2 separate regions of the Homo sapiens genome follow, and region 2 is linked to region 1. Evidence: read pairs that join two places in POLR2A ChIA-PET (ENCODE). Cell type or tissue: PC-3. All regions are shown on one strand. Links, peaks and the distances in the headings refer to the core of each region. The heading gives the core; the rest is flanking DNA.

Evidence for each region. ChIA-PET counts read pairs that join two places held together with the same protein. Peaks named below come from ENCODE experiments on the same cell type or tissue, not always from the same donor. Only the 100,000 strongest peaks of a DNase experiment are listed, where the experiment ranks them.
Region 2: POLR2A ChIA-PET joins it to region 1 with 6 read pairs; 1 of 35 experiments calls an interaction of 5 or more read pairs at or near these places.

What each region holds. Positions count from the first base shown.
Region 1 is chr5:147,033,287-147,044,768 of GRCh38, reverse strand. It overlaps a transcript of PPP2R2B not described here. Among named protein-coding and RNA genes, the nearest start is that of PPP2R2B-IT1, 120 kb to the right of the region's middle. In PC-3, for the core only: no CTCF peak of the experiment used is centred there; DNase peaks (open chromatin) are centred at 6,748 and 7,028; H3K27ac peaks cover 1,595 bases.
Region 2 is chr5:146,203,620-146,215,101 of GRCh38, reverse strand. RBM27-POU4F3 (RBM27-POU4F3 readthrough) reads right to left here. Exons shown (of 20, transcript NM_001414499.1): 1 at 11,278-11,482. The coding sequence starts at 11,336. It overlaps RBM27 (RNA binding motif protein 27), which reads right to left. Exons shown (of 21, transcript NM_018989.2): 1 at 11,278-11,482. The coding sequence starts at 11,336. Among named protein-coding and RNA genes, the nearest start is that of RBM27-POU4F3, 5.8 kb to the right of the region's middle. RefSeq lists a silencer at 1,322-1,616 and an enhancer at 11,282-11,441. In PC-3, for the core only: a CTCF peak has its summit at 5,765; a DNase peak (open chromatin) is centred at 5,971; H3K4me3 peaks cover 331 bases; H3K27ac peaks cover 2,092 bases.

The DNA.
Region 1 (11,482 bases), core at 4,092-9,091:
AAACAGCAAGGCAGCCCTCTCAGGGGAGTTGACCAACAGTCAGTCTTACAAGCCAAGGTTAGGATGCCATGTCTACCTTAATTAATAATCCTTTCATCGTCCTACAACCCAGATGACAGGATGCTTAAGCATGTGAGTCAGAACCCCAAATGTAAAATCCTGCAGAAGCTTAAAAAATAAAAAAAGCATGATACTGGCTGTTATGAATTTGTGAGTTCAAGCCCTGTCTAAAGGCAACACAATTCACTTTTTAAACAAAAAAGAAAGAAAGAAAATATATTATGCAAGGAAAACAGAGCTGCCCCAGTCTTGTAGCACACCTATTCCCATCCCATTAGAAAGAATTATAAAATTTCTATGCAAGAGAAGACTTCTGAATTCATCTATGCCAGCCCTTCACAGGTGCCCTGAACCCCCTCACAACATTCCTGACCAGATAGCAACAGAGAGATTGCTCCCTCTCAAACCTGGCCATTCTACTTCTGGACAATGCCAAGTATGCCTAAGTCTTTAAATTGCACTGAAATCTATTTCTTAGAACTACTAAATAAGAAACCTGAGGCCCTTTCCACATGAAAACTCAACATGAGAATGAGGAGGGTTTTCATACTCTGTACAGCCTAAAGATTTCAAATTCCTTCAAGCAGGGCCCTGTGACTTCAGGGTGGTAATAAGCATTTAGGTGGCTAGCCCTATTCTAATGTTTTAATGTATTAGCTCACTTAGTGCTAATTACAGTCTAGTTAAGGGAAAGCATTTATTGTCCCCATTTTACAGATGCAGACACCAAAGCCCAGAAAGATAAGTAAGTTGCCCAAAGTCACATAGTTAGCAAGCAGGAGAGGTGGGATTTGGACCCAGGTAGGCTGGCTCCACACCTCTGTTCTCCCGCTTCTGAGATGTAGGGAAAACACAGGCTTTACTGTTACAGTCCTGCATTTGAATAAAAGCTCCAACATGTCCCCTGGCCAACTGACTGCCCCTAAGTAAGCCTCTGTTTCTTTATCTGTAAGGTGATGGTCATAAAGCTTACTTCAGTATTGCTGTGAGATTAAATAAAATAATGCATGCAAAGAAGCAGCACAGTGCCTTGCACATACTGAGCATGCAGCAAAGTCTGAGGAAGTAAATAGGTGAATAATTAAATAAAGACCTCCTGGTCCTACCCTCCTGTATTAGTTTGCTAAGGCTGCCATATCAAAATGCCCGAGTCTGGGTGGCTTAAACAACAGTAGTTTATTTTCTCACAGTTCTGGAGGCTGAAAGTATCAGATCCAGGTCCCAGCAGGCTGGTTTCTCCTAGGGTCTCTCTCCTTGGCTTGCTGACGACCGTCTTCTCAACTGAGTCCTCACGTGGTCTTTTCTCTGCGTTTCTCTTCTTGCAAAAACACCACCAGTCCTGCTAGATTAAGGTCCCACCCCTAATAACCTCATTTAACCATAATTACCTCCTTAATGGCCCTATTATTAAATGCAGCCACATTGGGGGTTGGGGCTTCAAACTATGACTTTGCAGGGGGACACAATTTAGTCCATAGCACCTCCCTCCCAAAGCTTTCTTATTCTTTGCCCCAATTCTCAAGCAAAAGACCTATTTTAGGTTGTCTTCAGGAGTTCAGCCAGGAACAGGGAGTTACAGCATAAATAAGGACAAAAGACTAAGAACAGGTGTATAATATATTATCACTGCAAATCATTGTTCCACAATCCAGACTGTATAGTATTCTGCAGCCTAGAAATAACGCAAACAAGCTACAAGGTATTAGCCCCTGATCTCCTCTAACTCCTCTTCACTCACCTCACTCCAGCCACACTGGACTCATTGCTGTTCTTCAAACAGACCACGTACATCCCCTCTCCAGGGCCTTTCTACTTGTGGCTCCCTCCGTCTGGAATGCTCTTCCCTCAGCCACATGGTTCTTTTCCTTACTTCTTTTGTCTTTGCACAATCATCCTACATACAAACCTTCCTGCCTACTTTGTCTGAAAAGCACACCTCCCATCACTCACCCTTCATCTCACTGCCTAGATTTTCTTACTACTTGACATATTATGTATTTGTTTATCATTTCTTTCTCTTGCTAGACTGCTGGCTCCGTGAGAACAGGGACTTTGTGTTTTTGCTCATTATTTTACCTGGCATATAGTAGTGAATGATAAATCTTTGTTGGATGAATGAATAATCATCATGGTTAGTAGCAGCAAAAGGCTAAAAGTTTTTGTCTACCTTTTTCTAGGACAGTAGTTTCCAAATGTTAGCTACCATAAATAAGAATTATCTACAGTATTTGGCTTAAAATGAAGATTTGTACTCAGTAACCAAAAATCTGGGTAGTCCTATGGCATTTTTAATTAGGAGATCTCAAAGCAATCCCCCACCCTGTTGTTGTACCTGAGCGAGTTATAGAAAACGCCACACTTGGAAACGAATTGAGTCCGCTTGTTTAGCCGGCAGCCAAGAGACGGCTAATGCTCAAAGTTCTCTCGGCCCTGAAGAAGGGGCTAGATTTTCTTTTATACTTTGGTTTAGAAAGGGGAGGGGGGGGTCTAGTTAAAACAATTTTACAGAAGTAAAGTAGGCAAAAAGTTAAAAGGATAAATGGTTACAGGAAAGTAAACAGTTCCAGGTGCAGGGGCTTTAAGACTATTACAAGGTGATAGACGTGGGGATTTGGGCGTTATCAATCGGACGAATTCCTGGGAACTGCGGATATAGCTCGCCACAGTATCTTATCAGTTAATTGCATTCTTGGATGTGCTGGGAGTCAGCTTGCACAAGTTAAATCCTTGAGGAAGGGGCTGCCAGTGAAAGAGCCAAGATGGAGTCTGTCTGGCTCTCTTAGCTAAGGGAGGGTCAATTCAGGTGGAAGCAAGGCTAGGTGATTAAAGGAAAGGGAGAGTCTAAAAATAGCGTTAGTAAAAACAAGGTTGGGCATTACACTGTCATCAACAAAGCTTTGTCACTGAGGTGTTAGACACCATGAAGCTATGGTAGAAAAGGGTTAAACAAATGAATAAAAAGCAAATAATAAAAATAAAGAAAATGAAGATCTGGGGACTTACAGCCCCCCTAAAGCTCTGAATCAGTAGATCCTGAGCTAAGCCCAAGAATCACCGTCTTCAGGAAGTACCCCAGTGCCTTCTAAGGAAAAAACTCTAAGTGTAATACTTCAAGAAACTTTGTCCTAGGATGACAAAGTTAAAAAAAAAATGGCACCACTGAACTTTGCGTAGTCTCCTCCCTCCTTCCATGTCTAGTTCAGGGTATGGAAACTCTGGACTTAGCACCAGGGAACAATGATGGTGGAGAAAAGGGGATTAGATTTGCTGTTTATAATGCCCAATTCTCTAAGTCTCAGTTGGAGAGAGCATAGCTGCAGAATGCTGAAGGAAGGGTCTTACAGGTGAACTCAGAAGCAAAGGAACAATGTCAATTTTCTCCCTTGCCTGTGAACAGAGCTATTTTCTAGATGGCTGCTACAGCCTGTGAGGAGAGGAGGGCACCCACTGGCCCTTGGCAGTCCTCATCGAGTCAGACAGCCAGAGTTGGAAGTGACATGGAAGCCCTTTTTAGATCCTGCCCACCATCTTGCAGAGCGGTTAACCCAAAACCCTTGGGTGAGCTTCCCAAAACCACACAGAGAATTAGTGTAAACTACCAGGACTGAACCAGCCTGTGGACTCCAGAGTGGTGTTTTGGCCTCTGTACTTACATGCAAAGTGGTTTGACTGTTTCTGACATTCCTGGGAATACCTTAGAACAATGTGCTGACCTGAGTAGTAACTCTGTGAAGAGGGGAAAACACCTCAAGGATACACTATAAAGAATCGACTACCTTTCACTTGGCAGGCTTGTGTCTTGATAAGCCCTCAGGAGAGAACCAGCCTCAAGGTATTTTTAAATGGCTGAGGGAGGTATGTGTAATGGCACTATTATTTTACAGTTTTTTTTTTTTTTTTAAGGAAACTCATCTTTTCTTGAAATTGGCCCTATTTACACACAGAATGAGCTGAAAAGACTTCGCTGTTATTAAACCTTCAAGAATGTTCTCGTAAGTGCTACCTTCCTCACACGGAGTACCTAACAAGGTCATTCAGGGCCAGGGTATATGTTACATGTTTGCTCACACTGAGCCCCTGAAGCATCACTAAGTAAAGGGCCAAGCCTGAGTATTTTGAGCTCAGGGCGGGGGATTTGGGACAGTCATTTATTATGAACTGGTTCTCCTACAATTTCTCCAGTCCAATCTCAAGCATGACCCTATGCCAGCTTGCATTTGTCCCTGTCTAACTGACCTGGGCTAAGCTTTCTGTACCTGCTGGGAACAGCCTCCTCCAAATTCACTTTATTTGCAGTATTTCTAGTCTTCTGTTTGGAAATTGTTTTAAACTTTGATTCAGATAAATTAGAGCTGAGATGATAAATGGAAGTGATCCTATAGGTGAGGCAGTGGCCAAAGCTCTCATTACAATTCTCTGTTGATCCTCAGATATGCTAGGGTATCATACAAAATTATTTATTTGAATAATTATTTATTTGAAACAACATTATCAGGTCATAGCATAGACCTCACCAAACTGATTAGAGTTTGAGGCTTCCAGTGATACCCAATGTTCATTTAAAAACCCACTTGCCCAGCAAGACCTGATTTTATGGCATGGAAGAAGAAAGGCATCTTCACTCCATGAATTTTAGCTTTTTATAAGTGAGGCTCTCAAAGCTTGCCACTTAACAGGGTCAACAAATGAAATAAGATACGTAAAACATCTAAAACAGTGCCTGGGGCTTAGAAGGGACTCAATAAATGTTTCATTCTGCTCTTCCACTTGCCTTTGTCTACAGAGGAAATTTAGTGTTGGGCCATTTGTTGGTCCCTTTATTAAGTATTACTTGAGCACCTACTATGTGTTCAGCATGCTTCTAGACACTGAGTACACAGCACTGTAAAGGACAGATGGATCTCTGCTCTCATCTTACATTCTGGTGGGAGGAAATGGTTGATTAATCATGGCAAGCATTAGATCCAAATTAAGGTGGGAACTAAAAATAAGACATGAACAAGCAGATTCAGATAAAATTGAAATGATGAACTTGCATATACTTAACTGCAGAAGTTGCCTTCAAATTGGTCCTCCTGCAAGTAGCCTTCATAGATGGTCTCCGTGGTAGGTTTCTGAGCAGTTGTGGCTAATTTGGGTGCTTACTGGTAAGTATTTCTCAGGCCCCAGTTGCAGATCTCTCTTTTCCCATCTTGTACTCTAATTCTGCACAGAATGTGGGCAGATGCATGATCCTGCACAGAAGTAGAGCCCCCCGGGATCTATCTGGGTCTTCAGACCCAAGGGACAGCATTCATTTCTTCAGTGTTTTTGAAGCCTCTGTGATGTACAGGCAGAGATCAGGCTCTGGACCAATTACAATGAATACTGCCACCCACCTCATGGCACTTGCATATTAGTAGGGGAAAATAGCCATGGGGAACATCAGTAACTTTTAACATAGTGATAAGGGCTGGGAACATAAAAACAGGGTAAATCATTACAGTGACTGAGGGGTGATGGGCTACCAGGAATTGGGCAGACAGGGAAGGCATCTCTGAAGAGGTGCATTTGAGCTGAGGCTTGACTGATGGGAAAGGGTCAGCAATGCGAAGAGCCCAGTGGGGAGCATTCCAGGCAGAGGGACCTGCAAGCACAGAGGACTGGACAAAGGCTGGAATAAATTCAATGTAGTATTCAAGGAATAGAAAGGTCTTTGTGGAATACTGTATCTTTTCATGGTGGGGGTTGCAGTTGTGTTTAAAAAAAATCAATAATCTCAAATACTTAAGCCCTCCTACTTCATTATACTTTTTAAAGAAGCAGTGTATCTTAGCAGTTAGAAAACTTGGATTCTGGAGGCAGTTTACTTAATCCTACAAGGGGATAATTTGGCCCTAGATCAGACCACCTGGGTTCAATCCTGGATTTTTCTACCTACTAGCTAAGTGACGTTGAGCAACTTACAGAATCTTACTGTGCCTTGTTTGCCATAAAAAGAAGATAATAATAATCCTATTGCACAGAAATCATTTGATGATAAACTGGGATAATGAACATAAAGTTTTGACCAGCATAGGGAAAGTATCCAAAATATGTTGGCTATTATAATTCGTTCCTTGTTTCCTCTAGAAGTTTATTTTCTTGATCATTGTTGCCATCCTTTTATCGCACCAGCCACTCATTGAACAGAATTCTAAACATAAAGTAGAAAATAGTTTCCCAAGAACTTTATAATTTGGGTGCAGTTGAAATCTTTGAAAAATTATCAATGTAATTTAATAAAGGAAGTGTTTAAAGTAATTTAATAATGTCACTTAAAATTCTCATTAAATTGATTCTAGGCCCTGGAGAATTCAATCCCCAGGGGACACTATATAGTATTCCTCCATCAAACTCGTTCTCCTTTCCCTGATTTTTCATAGCTTTTATCACCCATTCATGTTACGCATTTACTTATTTTGTTGCTTAACTTATAAGAATGTAAGCTCTATGAGAACAAGGATTTGGCCTGCTTGTTCAATGAGCCATCCCCAGTTCCCTCTGATAGTGTTCAAATAATAGAGCTCAATAACTTCTTGTTTACTGAATTTATGTCTCTATAAACCCCTAAAAACTATACCAGGAAGTGGGTTTGCTAATGGGTCAAAGAACCTTGGTTCTAAAAGTATCCCATAACACAATCTGAGTGCCAGCTTCTCCGTGACCCAGGAGGGCAATGATTCGCCAACAGGAACTGATCTAATAAATACAAAACATTATATAACTTTATTACTCATTCCCTCAACAAACATTTATTAGGTCTTGACTTTATGCCAGGCAGAATATTAGATGCTGGTAAACAAGGGTAAATAAAACAGAGTCCCTGGAGAGTACAGTCTTGTAGTTAATCACTCTAATTCTTATAAAAATTAATATTATCTGTTCTTATGAATCTGAAGACTAGAACCTAGAGAATAAATAAAGCCTTCTGGCAATGTGCCTGTGAGTGGGCAGTTAGGAAATGCTGCTCCCAGTCTGACTCATCCCTCCTCACACCACTCTTAGGGTATTGGTGGTTTTCAGTACTATTCTGTGCCATTCTACAGATGGCGTAGATACATATCCCATGATACACAAAAGTTTCTTGCTCACTCAACACATACTTTTACACACACATACACCCCAATGTAAAATTCTCAAAATGAATGTTAGCACAAAAATGAATGTTAGGAAACAAATAACCTGAATACATAAATGTATTTATGTATATATTGATACATATATATATTTATAATTACATACCTATATATACATATACATATATGTACATACACACACACACACACCCCTTTGTCTGTCTCAGAGATTCAAGGATAAGTTCCCATCCTACTTTTTTTTGCCTAACAATTTACTCACATGTAGCTATGTTTTTCTTGCATCATAATGCCAGAAGTCACTCTGTCTTTAGCCCTTTCTGATTTGAATACTGGTTACCTAAATAAGCCTGTGGTATAGACTCTTTCAGACAATTGGTTCCACAGCCCCTGTTGCTGTGATTTAACTATCTTAGGCAAAAATAATTTTTTTTCCCTGAAGCTACTGTAGTTTCCTTCAAGAGCTGTATGCTGGAGTGGTTAAACTCTCGTTAGACTGCCTGGGTTCCCTGTGCTCTACTGTATGCTAACGTGGGCAAAGTTACTTCACCTCTCTGGCATACAGTTTGCTCATCTAAAAACTTGAGTCATAATAAGACTGTATAGGATTAACGTGGAATTAAATGAGCTAATTCATGGAGGGGTTAGCAAAATTTCTGACACATTTCAATAGCTTAATAGAATTTGTTGATTTTCTTTTTCATACTTCCTCTCCATTGCAACCATCACTGGCTAATCTAGACACAAATTAAGCCATTACTAAATTTCACAAAAAGTCTTTCTAATGCTATGGGTCAATGGATTTTAAGGGCAGGGTTAATCCTCCAAATGCGTAAAATAATTGCATTTAATCAAAACCACAATGAAATACCATCTCACAGTCAGAATGGCTATTATTAAAAAGTCAAAAATACAAGAGATTCTGGTGAGGTTGTGGAGAACAAGGAATGCTTTTACCCTATTGGTGGGAAGGTAAACTAGTTCAACCATTGTGGAAGACAGTGTGGCAATTCCTCAAAGTCTTAGAAGCAGAACTACCATTTGACTCAGCAATCCCATTACTGGGTATATACCCAAATGAATATAAATTGTTCTATTATAAAGATATATGCATGTATATGTTCATTACAGAATTATTCACAATAGCAAAGACATGGAGTCAACCTAAGTGCCCATCGATGATAGACTGGATAAAGAAAATGTGGTACATAGACACCATGGAATACTGTGCAGCCATAAAAAGGAATGAGATCATGTCCTTTTCAGGGACATGGATGGAGCTGGAGGCCATTATCCTTGGCAAACTAGCACAGGAACAGAAAACCAAATACTGCATGTTATGTCTTATAAGTGGGAGCTCAATGATGAGAACACAATGACACATTGGGGGAACAACACACACTGGGGTCTGTTGGAAGGTGGAGGGTGGGAGGATGGAGAGCATCAGGAAGAAAATAGCTAATGGATTCTGGGCTTAGTTCCTGGGTGATGGGATGATGTGTGCAGCAAACCACCATGGTACACGTTTACCTATGTAACAAACCTGCACATCCTGCACATGTATCCCTGAACTTAAAATAAAAGTTGGAAATTTTAAAAAATAATCACTGTACTTTATACACAAAATAGTAATACAGAACACTAAAATTCTAAGAAAATCCATTGAGAAAAAGCAACATTTATTACAACACTTTGTGAAGTGATTTAGCATGATTATATTTTTATAGTACCAAACAACCAGGTAGAAAATTAAAATTTTAATCAATTATCTAGACATCCAAACTGTTTTTTTTTCCCTTCAGTTTTCATTAAAACATTTGCAGTTATATTAAGACAGACTCTTGGTCTTTGAGGTTGTTTATCTTCCTAAGATTTTTCTTAACTATTTTTCTCTTTCCATTCTCTCCTATTTCAAACTAAACTCCTTGGCAGATGTAAATGACTTTCTACTTTGCATGTAATTTTGTTTCTTGGATAACAGAATAAATATGTCAAGCTAAGCCCCAAGATTAAATGGTCAAGCAAAGTCAGTCTTTCTGATTTTCCTGAACCCAAAGCCTTGAGAGTCTACTTATTAGTGGGTTGTTCTAACAGAAGACAAAGGAATTCAGAGAGAATGACCTGACTTTGGTTTGTCCCTCTGATATGGTTTGGCTGTGTGTCCCCACCCAAATCTCATGTCAAATTGTAACCCCCACATGTTGAAGAAGGGAACTCGGGGGAGGTGATTGGATCATGGGGGAGGCCTTCCCCCTTGCTGTTCTCGTGATAGAGTTCTCATGAGATCTAATGGTTGAAAAGTGTGGCACCTTCTCCCCTCACTCTCTCTCTTTCTCTCCTGCTACCATGTAAGATGTGCCTTGCTTCCCCTTCGCCTTCTGCCATGATTGTAAGTTTCCTGAGACCTCCCCAGCCATGCAGAACTGTGAGTCAATTAAACTTTTCTTTATAATTTACCCAGTCTCAGGCAGTTATTTATACAATAGCTGTGTGAGAACGAACTAATGCACCTTCCTTCTGGGAATGATGTTAAATGAGCTGAGTTCAGAGATTGCTACCAAAGTTTTATCTGGCTGTCATGATATGAAGTGTTCTCTCTCCCTTCCTCTTCCTCCCCCCACCCCACACCTCCCTCCTTCTACCACCATCACTGATTACCAAAAGGGTTGTTTTAAAAAAGTTTCAGTCATCAGTTATCCAAAGTCTATCTTATCATTACCTGGTTCCTAAAGTTCACTTGAGAAAGTAAAATGAAATACTGGTTAGCTTTGTGGTCTTGAGAAACTAATGGAAACATTCCAAAACTCATACATCTTATCTATAAAGTACACTTTATAATAGGATCTAATTTAGAGGGTTGATGTAATAAATAAATGAGATAATCTAGCACATTGACAGGAATAAAAGATCAATTGAACATATACAATCATTATTATTACAAGAAATATGTAATAGTTCTATAAGAAGAGACAGGGTATAGGGAAAAAATTACGGATTTTAAACTTTACTTATTTCCCTTTAAGTAAAGAAAAAATAAACATGGACTCATTCCAAAGAAATGACATTTAGAAGAGCAGTGGCATGAGAGCTTGAGAGTATATTCCTTTCATTGTCATTCACTGCGATATTCCACAGATAAGTAATAAGGACCTACTATGGGTCATTATTTTATTATGGGTCACTATTATTTTAGATGCTGGGAAAATGGTAATGAATAAAACAGACAATAAAAGGAAAAATATTCTAGAAAATAACTTGAGTTAGCTATAAAAAATGTGAAGAAGATAATACAGGATAGTGTGATAATGAAAGATTGAGTGGCCATTAAATATGGTGGTCCAGGAAGCTAAAGATTTGAAGGACATGAGGTCATCAGCCATACAAAAACCAGGGGAGAGGATCTTCTAGACAGAGGGAAAAGCAAGTAAAAGGGACCTTAAGCAATAATGAGCTTACTATGTTAGCATAAAAGAAAGCAGAGCAGTGTGGCTAGAGCTTAGTTTGCAAGGGGAAGAATGATGAAGCCAGAGTCAGTATGGAAGGTAGGCGCTAGGCCATATATGGCCTTAAACACCATAGTAAGAAACTTAGCTTTATTTTCAGTGTAATAGGAAACCTTTGCAGTTTAAAGTAGGTCAAGGACTTAATTTTTTTTGTTATTTTTAAGGTATTTGGTTGCTGTGTGGAGATAAATGATAGGGAAATAAGAGTAGGAGGCAAGAATACCAATAAGAGGCTATCACAGTGGACAAGAAAGGACAGAGGCTTGGATTAATGCAACAGCAGAGAAGATGTAAAGAAATGAATAGATATTGGATCAATTATTTTGGAGGCAGAGTTGATAGGATTGCTAGTAAATTGGATAAGTTTAAGTATGGTGTCAATGAGGGAAATATGAGTGGCATCCCTGTGATGAAGGCTTGACTTGCTATGTAGGCTTATAGATAGCAAAGAATGAGGATGAATCATTACCTCCCAACCCACCATCTGTCTCCATCCCAAACCCCCTAAAACCTTCCCAACCCCATTCCAGTCAGAAGTCATCTAAGCAAAAAGAAGTACAATCTAGCTATGAGTATCTTCTCGGGTTCATTCCACAAATAGTCATTCATATCTGTTACTATGTTCTAGACTAAGTTATGAGTACTGGTCATACAGTAGCAAGCAAGATAGACACACCTCTGTTCCAATGCAACTTATGTTCTAATGGGAGAAGTTAGTAAGATTAACTTTGAGTTGTGTATCATCCCTCCATGGAGTGACATCAAATAGGCCATGAGTTTTGGGAAGAGAACAGAATGAGAGGT
Region 2 (11,482 bases), core at 3,738-8,737, 830 kb after region 1:
CTCCAGCCTGGGCGATAGAGCGCGACTCAGTCTCAAAAAAAAAGAAAAGAAACCCAGATATCTTTTACATATATTTAGCATACAGACTCTAAAAACCATATGCCAAGTTAGGCTGCTTCTGATGAAACACATTTTGATATGATAGTGCTAAAAATCAAGATGAATATACAGGAAAGTAAAAGAGTAGAAAAGGTTAGACTCCAGGAGAAGAGAATGATCACAGATTCTAAACATTTGTTTAATGTGAGGGAACAAATGATTGTTAATAACTGACAGAAATCTGCACCAAATACAACAGCATGTTTACAGCCAAAGGAATAGGACCATTTACATTTAACAGCTCCTAACATGTATCCATAAAGTACGCTCTGAAGAAAATTATAAGTCTAAAATAATAGACTAATTGAATAATTCACACTAATTGAATGGTGAAACTTAAATACATTGGGAAGTTTTGTGCTGTAATTTTCTAGACTTTTACAATTATTCTTATTCTTTCACCCATTGACCCCTCACTATATAATCTCTAAAAAACAGCCATGATACTGTAGCTACAGTATCAATGCTAACTACTCAACAAGACTTCCAGAAGTATGTCACAAAAATCTGAGTACAACTAAGACTCTTGAGAATATAAGACAAGTGCAGCATCACTTCCCTCTCCTGAAAAATCATCACTTCTTTCTTCTCATACTCAGGAAGAGTACTTAAAATCTTTTAGCCACTTTATTTGCAACTAAAGCTTATGGGAATCCATTACTGCTTGACTATAAAAACAAGCATATTTGGGGATGAAAGAGATTGTAAAATTTGGGATCCATGACTATGCAAAATACACATGTCTCTAGACAAAAAGGGACTTTTATTATAACATGGAGATTAGAAAAGGTAATAATATCCATCTTAAATTACCATTCTACTATAGATTTGTAAATTTGTAAAGATAAATTAAGAGATCGATTTAAGATCAGGCAGACAGCACATCTGTGGAACTAAAACTCAGCTGCAATTCCACACAAGTAAAATCTGTTTCACAACCATGTCTTTTTCTAATGTACATCTGCAGGAAAAATTAATGTATCTTAAGTATCAACCAACAGTTACCTTTTAAAGAATCAACAAAAGAAATTTCCTAAAGCTTAATGTAACTTACAAATAGGACTCCTTAAAATTCACACCTTGCACAATAACGTTTTAAGAACATGCTTCAATTATGTTTTAAGTTATTTAAAAAATAAAAGTCAACAAATTTTTATCGGAGTAAGCTAATAGAAACATTGCCCTAAAAATACCTCATCTGTAAAAATCTCAAATTTATCTTTTTCCCCTTTTAATGAAATCTCTATTGCACGTATATTACACAACTGCTGAGCCAGTACATAAGCTTCATAGAAAATTTCAGACATGCAATCATAAGATCAAAGAGTAAGGTCCTACACCTTTGGCCCCAAGCCAAAAAACACTACTGAAAAACCATTACCATTTACTTGCTTTAGGAAAAAAGCCAAGACTACTTAGACCTTTCCCACTTGCAGAAAAATTTACATGTTTCTGAATATGGATCTAATTTTAAGTTCCATCTTAATGTGCTCTTTCTTTCAGAGGTGAAACAACTAATACATGTGCTTCTGAGCCACAGCTTAAAAAAAAAAAATCTCCTGATCTCAATGTGTATCAACAGCCATTAAAATATCCACACTCTTGGCTGGGCGTGGTGGCTCACGTCTGTAATCCCAACACTTTGGGAGGCCAAGGGTGGATCACCTGAGGTCAGGAGTTTGAGACCAGCCTGACCAACATGGAGAAACCCCATCTCTACTAAAAATACAAAATTAGCTGGGCATGGTGGTGCATGCCTGTTATCCCAGCTACTCGGGAGGCTGAGGCAGGAGAATTGCTTGAACCCGGGAGGCGGTGGTTGCAGTGAGCCAAGATCACGCCATTGCACTCCAGCCTGGGCAACAAGAGCAAAACTCCATATCAACAACAACAACAACAAAAAAAATCCATATTCTCTGACCAGTAGTTACACTTATGATAAACTAGACGAAGGAAATAAAGGCATATATAGAAAATATTACTAGTACCTAAAGCTATACACACACAAAATATATTTATTAAATAAAAACAGCATTAATTTTTAACAAAAAAATAGTGCCAAGGTAACCATTCTCTTATTGTTGGATGTTTGTGAAATATTAGGCATCCAAAGTGATGGTTATTAGCTGGGCACGGTAGTGGGTGCTTGTAATCCCAGGTATTCAGGAGGCTGAGGCAGGAGAATCGCTTGAATCCATCCAGGAGACGGAGGTTGCAGTGAACTGAGATCACGCCACTGCACTCCAGCCTGGGCAATAAAGCAAGACTCCATCTCAAAAAATATATATGTAATATACTATAATACAATATAATACAATAAACAAATGTTTTTTAAAAAATTATGGTTATGGCCAGGCACAGTGGCTCATGCCTGTAATCCCAGCACTTCAGGAGGCTGAGGTGGGAGGATTGCTTCAGCTCAGGAATTCAAGACCAGTCTGGGCAACATAGTGAGACCTCCATCTCTAAAAAAATAAAATAAAAAAATTAGCCTGGTGTGGTGGCATGCACCTATAGTCCCAGCTACTCAGGAGGCTGAAGTGGGAGGATTGTCTGATCCTGGAAGGTTGAGGCTACAGTGAGCTATGACCATGCCACTGCACTCCAGCCTGGGTGACAGAGCAAAACCCTGTCTTAATAAAAAACAAGGGCCGGGCGGGGTGGCTCACGCCTGTAATCCCAGCACTTTGGGAGGCCAAGGCGGGTGGATCACAAGGTCAAGAGTTCAAGACCAGCCTGGCCAACATGGTGAAAGCCCATCTCTACTAAGAATACAAAAATTAGCCAGGCGTGGTGGCGCGTGCCTGTAATCCCAGTTACTTGGGAGGCTGACACAGGAGAATCACTTGAACCCGGGAGGCGGAGGCTGCAGTGAGTCGAGATTGCGCCACTGCACTCCAGCCTGGGTGACAGAGCAAGACTCCATCTCGGGGGTGGCGGGAACAATAAAAACCAAAAAAACCAAAGTGATGGTTATAAAAGCAATATATAAATGTGAAAAATGCTTCTGATGTAATGTCAAAGAAATCAGAATTTTACAATGAGTCTGACTGTAGCTATATAAAAATTCATACACATAAGAAAAACAAAATAAATACTAATAATTTTCTTTTCTCTACTTTCTATACTGTCATAATGCAATAATACGCTTATTTTTATTTTAAAAGAATGAAAGTGAATTTTAAAAAAAGTCTGACTCTGAGATCTGTGTTCAGATTATCCCTTTGGTAAGACCATACTGGGCCAGGCCTGACGGCTCACACCTGTAATCCCAGGGGCGGATTACCTGAGGTCAGGAGTTCGAGACCAGCCTGACCAACATGGAGCAACCTTGTCTCTACCAAAAATACAAAATTAGCCAGGTGTGGTGGCACATGCCCGTAATCCCAGCTACTCAGGAGGCTGAGGCAGGATAATAGCTTGAACCCAGGAGGCGGAGGTTGTGGTGAGCCGAGATCATGCCATTGCACTCCAGCCTCGGCAACAAGAGCGAAACTCCTCTCAAAGTAAAAAAAAAAAAAAAAAAAAAAAAAAAAAAGATAAGACCATACTGGACAAAGTAAGTAAAAATGGAGTTGACTTTCACATTTGTTAATATTTATTAAAGATACACATATATTGGTACTTCTACTTTTTTTCAAATGAAAACTTTCTCTCTTAGTCTGTTTGGGCTACTATAACAAAATACCTTAGACTAGGCAATTTAGTATTTATTTATTTTTTGAGACAGGGTCTCATTCTGTTGCCCAGGCTGGAGTACAGTGGCTTGATCATAGCTCACTGCAGCCTCAACCTCCCAGGCTCAAGTGATCCTCCCACCTCAGCCTCTCAAGTAGGTAGGACGACAGGTGTGAACCACCATGCCTGACTAAGGCTATTTTTTTTATTTTTTTGTAGAGGCAGAGTTTCGCCCCATTGTCCAGGCTGGTCTCGAACTCCTGGACTCAAGTGCTCCACCCACCTCAGCCTCCTAAAGTGCTGGGATGACAGGCATGAGCCCACAATGCCCAGCCAACTAGGCAATTTATAAACAGAATTTTTCTTTTTTTTTTTTTTGAGACGGAGTCTCGCTCTGCCGCCCAGGCTGGAGTGCGGTGGCGCAATCTCGGCTCACTGCAACCTCCGCCTCCCAGGTTCACGTCATTCTCCTGCCTCAGCCACCTGAGTAGCTGGGACTACAGGCGCCCGCCACCACGCCCGGCTAATTTTTTATATTTTTAGTAGAAACGGGGTTTCACTGTGTTAGCCAGGATGGTCTCCATCTCCCCACCTCGTGATCTGCCCGCCTCAGCCTCCCAAAGTGCTGGGATTACAGGCATGAGCCACCGTGCCCGGCTATAAACAGAAATGTATTGCTCACAGTTCTGCAGGCTGGGAAGTTCAAGATTAAAGCATCAGCAAACTTGGAGTCTAGTGAGGGCCCATTCTTCACAGATGGTACCTTCTGTGTCCTCTCATGGTAACAAGCAGGCTCCTTTCACATATTTTTTTTTTTGAGATGTCCAACATGAATTTTGAGGGGACACCAACATTCAGACCATAGTACTTTCATCTTCCCCTTAAGTAATTAGGGGCTTTCATGAATGAGTATCATGTGGAAGAAATAACCCTAGATTTATTTGGGAGGAAAATATATACATACATTCATCAGTTGCAAATACCATTTGGATATTTGGACCATAGCTCCTAGTATAGTAGCCACTAGCTAAATACATGCACAAAATTAGACTACTAAAAAATTCTTACTTTTCTAATTGTCAATTACCTGTATATACATATGAGAATGTTCATTCATTTAAACATATACTGAGTGTTTACTAAGTGCCAAGCATATTGCTTGGTAATGGAATTACTTTAAACAAAACAGACCTTGCCCTGCACGCCCATGGCCAAGAGGTGGATACGAAAACAAATAATTACAGTACAAAATAATACATTGTATAAAAAGAGATTAATAAGGAAGTAAGTAGCAACACTGTAAGAGGATAAGAGAAGACAGTGGCAAGAAACACAGGGCTAAAAAGGCAACTTCTGGCTTTAGCCTATAGTTATTGGGCCAGGAAGGATGAAGTCAGACATCTTTAAAAGGCAGACCAAAGGACATAAGAACAAATATGTTCTTAAGTTAGTAGACTAAAACTTGCCAAGAAGTCTTCTGGCCAAAGTTCTTTTCTATGAAATAGTGAATGGTATCCTTAAGTCCCACAGCACTTTAGAGACACACTAATTCTCTGAAGCAACTAAGTACACTTCGAAAATTACCAGTACTTCCCAAACTTAAGAATATACCTCCAAAATACTTATTTAACGCTGGTAGTTTATTTACCAGGTGGTCAGCTCCAAAAATTGCTAGATAATTATTTTTCCTCCCATTTGGGCAACTGCAGAGATTACTATCCAGAGTTCAATTTGATAAGGACTGCCAACATACAGCAACATGTAAACTCTAGAGTTCAACCAAAGTATATGCATCATGATCACTGAACCCATAAATATGAACCAATAAAATAAACTTAGTCTATTAACCTTATTGCTGCCTTTTCTATCACTCTCCAAGCTGACAACATATTCAATCTCCTAGGGCACTTTAAAAGACACTGATATGGCCAGAAATCACAAAAACTGCACATCAAGTCTATGACTTTGACTAGCAATTCCTGTTCCTACCTATAGGACCTGCAATGAGACTCTAGTCTGTCTTGTAATAGACTGATTATTATTTTTTAAGTGGCAGTGGTGTTTAACATTAATAAGCAAAATACTTTTGCAGAAAGTTTCATGTATTTTCATATTCCAAAAACCATAAAATGTTGTTTACATTTATAGAATGATTCAGAGGTACACAAACCACTTAAAGTCTACATCATTAATACTCATAACAGACTTGGTGACGTAGGTAAAAGGCAAATAAAATTTAGTTCTGTTTAATAGAAAAAGGTTAGACAACTTATCCTAAGTCACAGAGTGAATTAGAGATAGATACGGAACTAGAAATTAAATGCCGATTCACACAACAATGTCTATTAAAGTAAGACAGACAAATTGTCCAGAGTTTACAAATCCCACCATGCTTTTTAAAACACACACCAAGAGAAAGTTTTACACTAAGCCAAACAAGCAGCAGTGAATAATACATATTTATACATTTTATATAATATAAATAAAACATTCCCCATTAAATACAACATGTTTTGATAGAAATGCAGGTTACTGAAAAATGCTTGCCTGATCTTTTTTTAAACTTGCAGAAATTTCTTTAGTGATGCACTTATTTCCTGAATTTAGCAGAACCTTACTTTAAAGGGGTTCACATTCTTACAATGAGCAGTTATTTCTGACAGAAAGAAACCATGACATCTCTAAATTGTGCATAATCCCTACAGTCTCTATGACTAGGATATCCAGGATATTTTGAAACTGAGGAAAGATGAAGTCCCCAAACAAGAACTGAGTCTAGTCTATTCATGCAGCTGTAGGGAAAGAGACAAACTTCTCGACTGAGATATTGGTTTCCCTCCCTTTTACTGCATTGCCAACAAAAATGGTGGTACTAGTCTATTCCAGCCAGTTAAGGAGTCATTTCTTCCTGTCTCCCTCCTGTCCTTCCTCTAATAAAAGTAATAGACATGTTCGCCACCTACAAAGGGAATGGAAGGTAACAGATAAGCTCTAATAGCCCATGACATTCCTAACTTGTCCATAGGGAATAATCAACTGTAAACTAGATTGGTTTAGAAATACCTCCTGTTGGCCGGGCGCAGTGGCTCACGCCTGTAATCCCAGCACTTTGGAGGCCGAGGCAGGTGGATCACGAGGTCAGGGGTTTGAGACCAGCCTGACCAACGTGGTGAAACTCCATCTCTACTAAAAATACAAAAATTAGCTGGGCGTAGTGGCGGGCACCTGTAATCCCAGCTACTCAGGAGGCTGAGGCAGGAGAATTGCTTGAACCCGGGAGGCAGAAGTTGCAGTGAGCCAAGATCACGCCACTGCACTCCAGCCTGGGCAACAGAGCAAGACTCCGTCTTAAAAAAAAAAAAAAAAAAAAAAACCTGTTAGGCCAGGTGTGGTGGCTCATGCCTGTAATCCCAGCACTTTGGGAGGCGGATCACCTGAGGTCAGGAGTTCAAGACCAGCCTGACCAACACGGTGAAACCCCATCTCTACCAAAAATACAAAAATTAGCCAGGCATGGTGGCACACGCCTGTAATCCCAGCTACTTGGGAGGCTGAGGCAGGAGAATCGCTTGAACCCCGAAGACGGAGGTTGCAGTGAGCCAAGATCGTGCCACTGCACTCCAGCCTGGGCGACAGAGACCCTGTCTCAAAAAAAAAAAAAAAAAAGAAATATCTCCCGTTACATGCATATGTTTCACTAGGGACAAGATGTAACATTTTAAAAATCCCCCGGGAATTGGAAGCTTTCATAAATTTAATTTACTGTAAACTAAGCTAAATAAGAAAATGTAATAGAAAATCATGTGCACACAGGCTGGGCGCAGTGGCTCATGCCTGTAATCCCAGCACTTTGGAAGGCCAAGCAGGTGGATCACAAGGTCAGGAGTTCAAGACCAGCCTGGCCAACAAAGTGAAACCCCCTCTCTACTAAAAAATACAAAAAATTAGCCGGGCATGGTGGCGGGCGCCTGTAATCCCAGCTACTCGGGAGGCTAAAGCAGGAGAATCGCTTGAACCCAGGAGGCAGAGGTTGCAGTGAGTGCCACTGCACTCCAGCCTGGGCAACAGTGAGAGATTCCACCTCAAAAAAAGAAAGAAAAAGAAAGAAAATCATGTGCACAGTCATAGTTTGATTCCAACCTAGCCGGTGCAACTATACTATCTCAAAGCCTAGCAACTGCTCTGAAATGCTATGTTGTAGCAACATGCCAATCTGCCATGAAAATTTTCTTGAATCTGGAATATGCAAAAAAGTAAATTTACAAACACAACCCACTTTAGCATATCATTTATTACATTTTAGGATATCTAAACAAACAAAAAATAATCTCCCATGATGACATACTAAGAATAAAAATATATGTGGTATCTGCATTTACTTTTTTATTATTAATATCTCCATTCAAAACTGTTACTTAGGTGAGTTAAAAATAAGTATTCTAGACCAGGCACAAAGGCTTATGCCTGTAATCCCAGCACTTTGGGAGGCCGAGGTGGGTGGATCACCTGAGGTCAAGAACTGGAGACCAACCTGGCCAACACAGTGACACCCCCGTCTCTACTAAAAATACAAAAAATTAGCCGGGCATGGTGGCAAGTGCCTGTAATCCCAGCTACTCGTGATGCTGGGGCAGGAGAATCGCTTGAACCCAGGAGGCAGAGGTTTCAGTGACCTGAGATTGCACCACCACATTCCAGCCTGGACAACAAGAGCGAAACTCCATCTCAATAAATAAATAAACAAACAAATAAAGTATTTTAGCCTTTTTTTTTTTACCCTAAATGAGCAACAAAATTAAAAAAAATAAGCATGTGAACTTTAAGTTGAATATATAACTCAAAAGGAGAAACTAAACTCAAGTAATCATTTTGAAAGATAATTTTTACTCATGAAAATTACAGAATGATCATACTTATGAGTCTAAGTAGCTTTAAAAAAAAGAAGGAAAAAAAAAAAAGCCTAAGCAAGAAGAAGCTCCCACCCAGACTAACCTTCAACATTAAGGGGAAAAAAAAAAAAACAAAAAACGAAAAGCACTACTCAGAGTAAAACATCTTAGGGAGCTTTAAAAAAAAGAAAAAGCAAGTAACTATAAGGCTAAAAGTTGTTACCTTCTATCCAAGACATAAAATGTATGTTTAATTCTTCTTAAAAGGATAGCTACCAACAAAACTAAACTTGTCTGGAAAGTAGGTTGTTTTTTCTAAAGGCATCAGAGCAGCAGAAATACAAAATAAAGAGATGTATTTTTTCTTTTTTAATCTTAAATAACATGAATAACACTTTTTTTATTTTTATTTTGTTGAGACGGAGTCTGGCTCTGTTGCCCAGGCTGGAGAGCAGTGGCCTGATCTAGGCTCACTGAAACCTACACTTCCTGGGATTCAAGCGATTCTTCTGCCTCAGCCTCCCGAGTAGTTGGGACTACAAGCACGCCCCACCACAGCCGGTTAATTTTTATACTTTCAGTAGAGACGGGGTTTCACCATATTGGCCAGGCTGGTCTTGAACTCCTGACCTCATGATCCGCCCGCCTAGGCCCCCCAAAGTGTCGGGATTACAGGCGTGAACCACCGTGCCCAGCCACATGAAGAATACTTTAAACATACAGATATTTTTCTTTTTTCAACCTTTTCCCATATATGGTCAATTTCATTACATCCATCTTATTTCCCACCTTCACCACAAACCATTTCCATCTTTGTGCCCAAAACTTTATTGTAGGAGTTAAAAAAACCCCTATTCAAGAGACCTATATTCTTCTACAAAACCTTCAAGTGTGTTCAGTCATTTTCACTGAAAGAGATCAACAGGGAAGTAGCTTGACACTGTCCCCCAGAAGTTCCTTTACCATGCCTCCACACCTCCCAAACTACTCCCTATTTTCACCTCCGAAAAACACTCAAATTTTCCACTAATGCAATCTGACCTAATGAATCAAAGCCTGCCCATCTCTTCTTCTACCCCTTTCTTTCAAGCAGAAAGCTCTAACCTTCAATAAGAGAATAATAAAGCAGAAGCAAGGAGGAGGCAAAACATGATTCTTTCCCTTCCAGTAACTAGCCATACCCCATTCCCCCAAATAAGCACTCCACAACTCTACCCTTTAAAATGGTTATCAAACATGGCCGGGTCCAGTGGCGCACGCCTGTAATCCCAGCACTTTGGGAGGCCAAGGCGAGCGGATCACCTGAAGTCAGGAGTTCGAGACCAGCCTCGCCAACAAGGCGAAACCCCATCTCTACTAAAAATACAAAAATTAGCTGGGCGTGGTGGCGCGCGCCGGTAGTTCCAGCTACTCGGGAGGCTGAGGCAGGAGAATCGCTTGAACCCGGGAGGCGGAGGTTGCAGTGAGCCGAAATCCAGCCACTGCACTCCAGCCTGGGAGACACAGCGAGACATTGTTTCAAAAAAAAAAGGTTATAAAACAAAATGTTGATACATCTGTTACCTCTTTCAAGCCTCCCAATAACATTTCTACTAACACCACCCAAAATATTTTTAAAAGACAGGTCTCTCATTCTTTTCGGTCCCTCATACTACACCCCAATTATCTTCAGGTGTCCTCTCAATCTTACAAAAACATTTACAAAACTGTCCTCTCAATGGCACAAGAATACTTACAAATCTCTTATTCTTTCTACCGCTCCTTTTATTCCTCCAACACCACCTGTATCTAAAAATCCCTACATACTGTTAGGTATACTCCTCCACCAATTAATGCTGCATACCAGTGTAGCCCTTTCAACCTTCAACTAAACTTACAGAAACCTCTTTTTTCCAACCTCTATGTATCTAAAAGTCATCAGTTCCCCTAGCACTATCAAGCCCTCAATAATACTTTAAAATCCCTTAATATCCTTGCTATCACACTTATCACCTCCCCAATAATTTCTAAAACCCTTCAATGCCCACACATCCTTTTCATCTACTCCATAGTATTTTTCAAATCCTTCAATATTCTTGATCCCTCAGAACTTACCAATAATCGCTATACAGTTTCAATGTCCCTGCTATCCGCTTCTGCCCTCATATTTCGAAAATGCCCTCGATATTTTGCTTCTAGACCTTTCAGTCCCGGAATAATAATGTTTATCAAACCCTTGATATTCTGCTATTCCCTTCGACATCTCAATATTCACATTTTAAAAATCCCTCAAGAGCCCCGTTACCTCTCTCTCAGTTCTCAAACAGCAATGTTTTAAATTCCCTCACGGCCCCTGCTACCCCTTCCAGCACCCCGATATTTGCGTTTGAAAAGCCTTCGCTGTCCTTGCCTGCCCCCCCAGTCCCCATATTCACGGCGCCTCTCCGTCCCCAGCGCTCCTCTCCCACCCTCACCCCCACCACAATGGTGATAGTACTACAGGGAAGGCGTCGCCGGGACCTCCCGGCCGCGGCCCCTCAGCGCCGCCCCCCACGCCACCTCCCCTCCCCCACGCCCCCGCGAGCCCCCAACGCCCACGTTCGCCGGCCCCGGCCCAGCCCGGCTCACTCACATCGGCTCCAGTAACTTGGCCAGCCAGGACTTGAGGGCATCCACATCCTCTATGAGCATGGTGCAGGGAAGGCGGGCTCGGCCGCCGCTCTTCTTCAGGCCTGCCGTGGGTCTCCACTACGCCGCCCCCTCACGTTCCCTTCACAGCTCCCGGTGCCCCAGCCCACCGGGCATCTTAGGAGACTTCAACCTACTCCCCCGGCCGG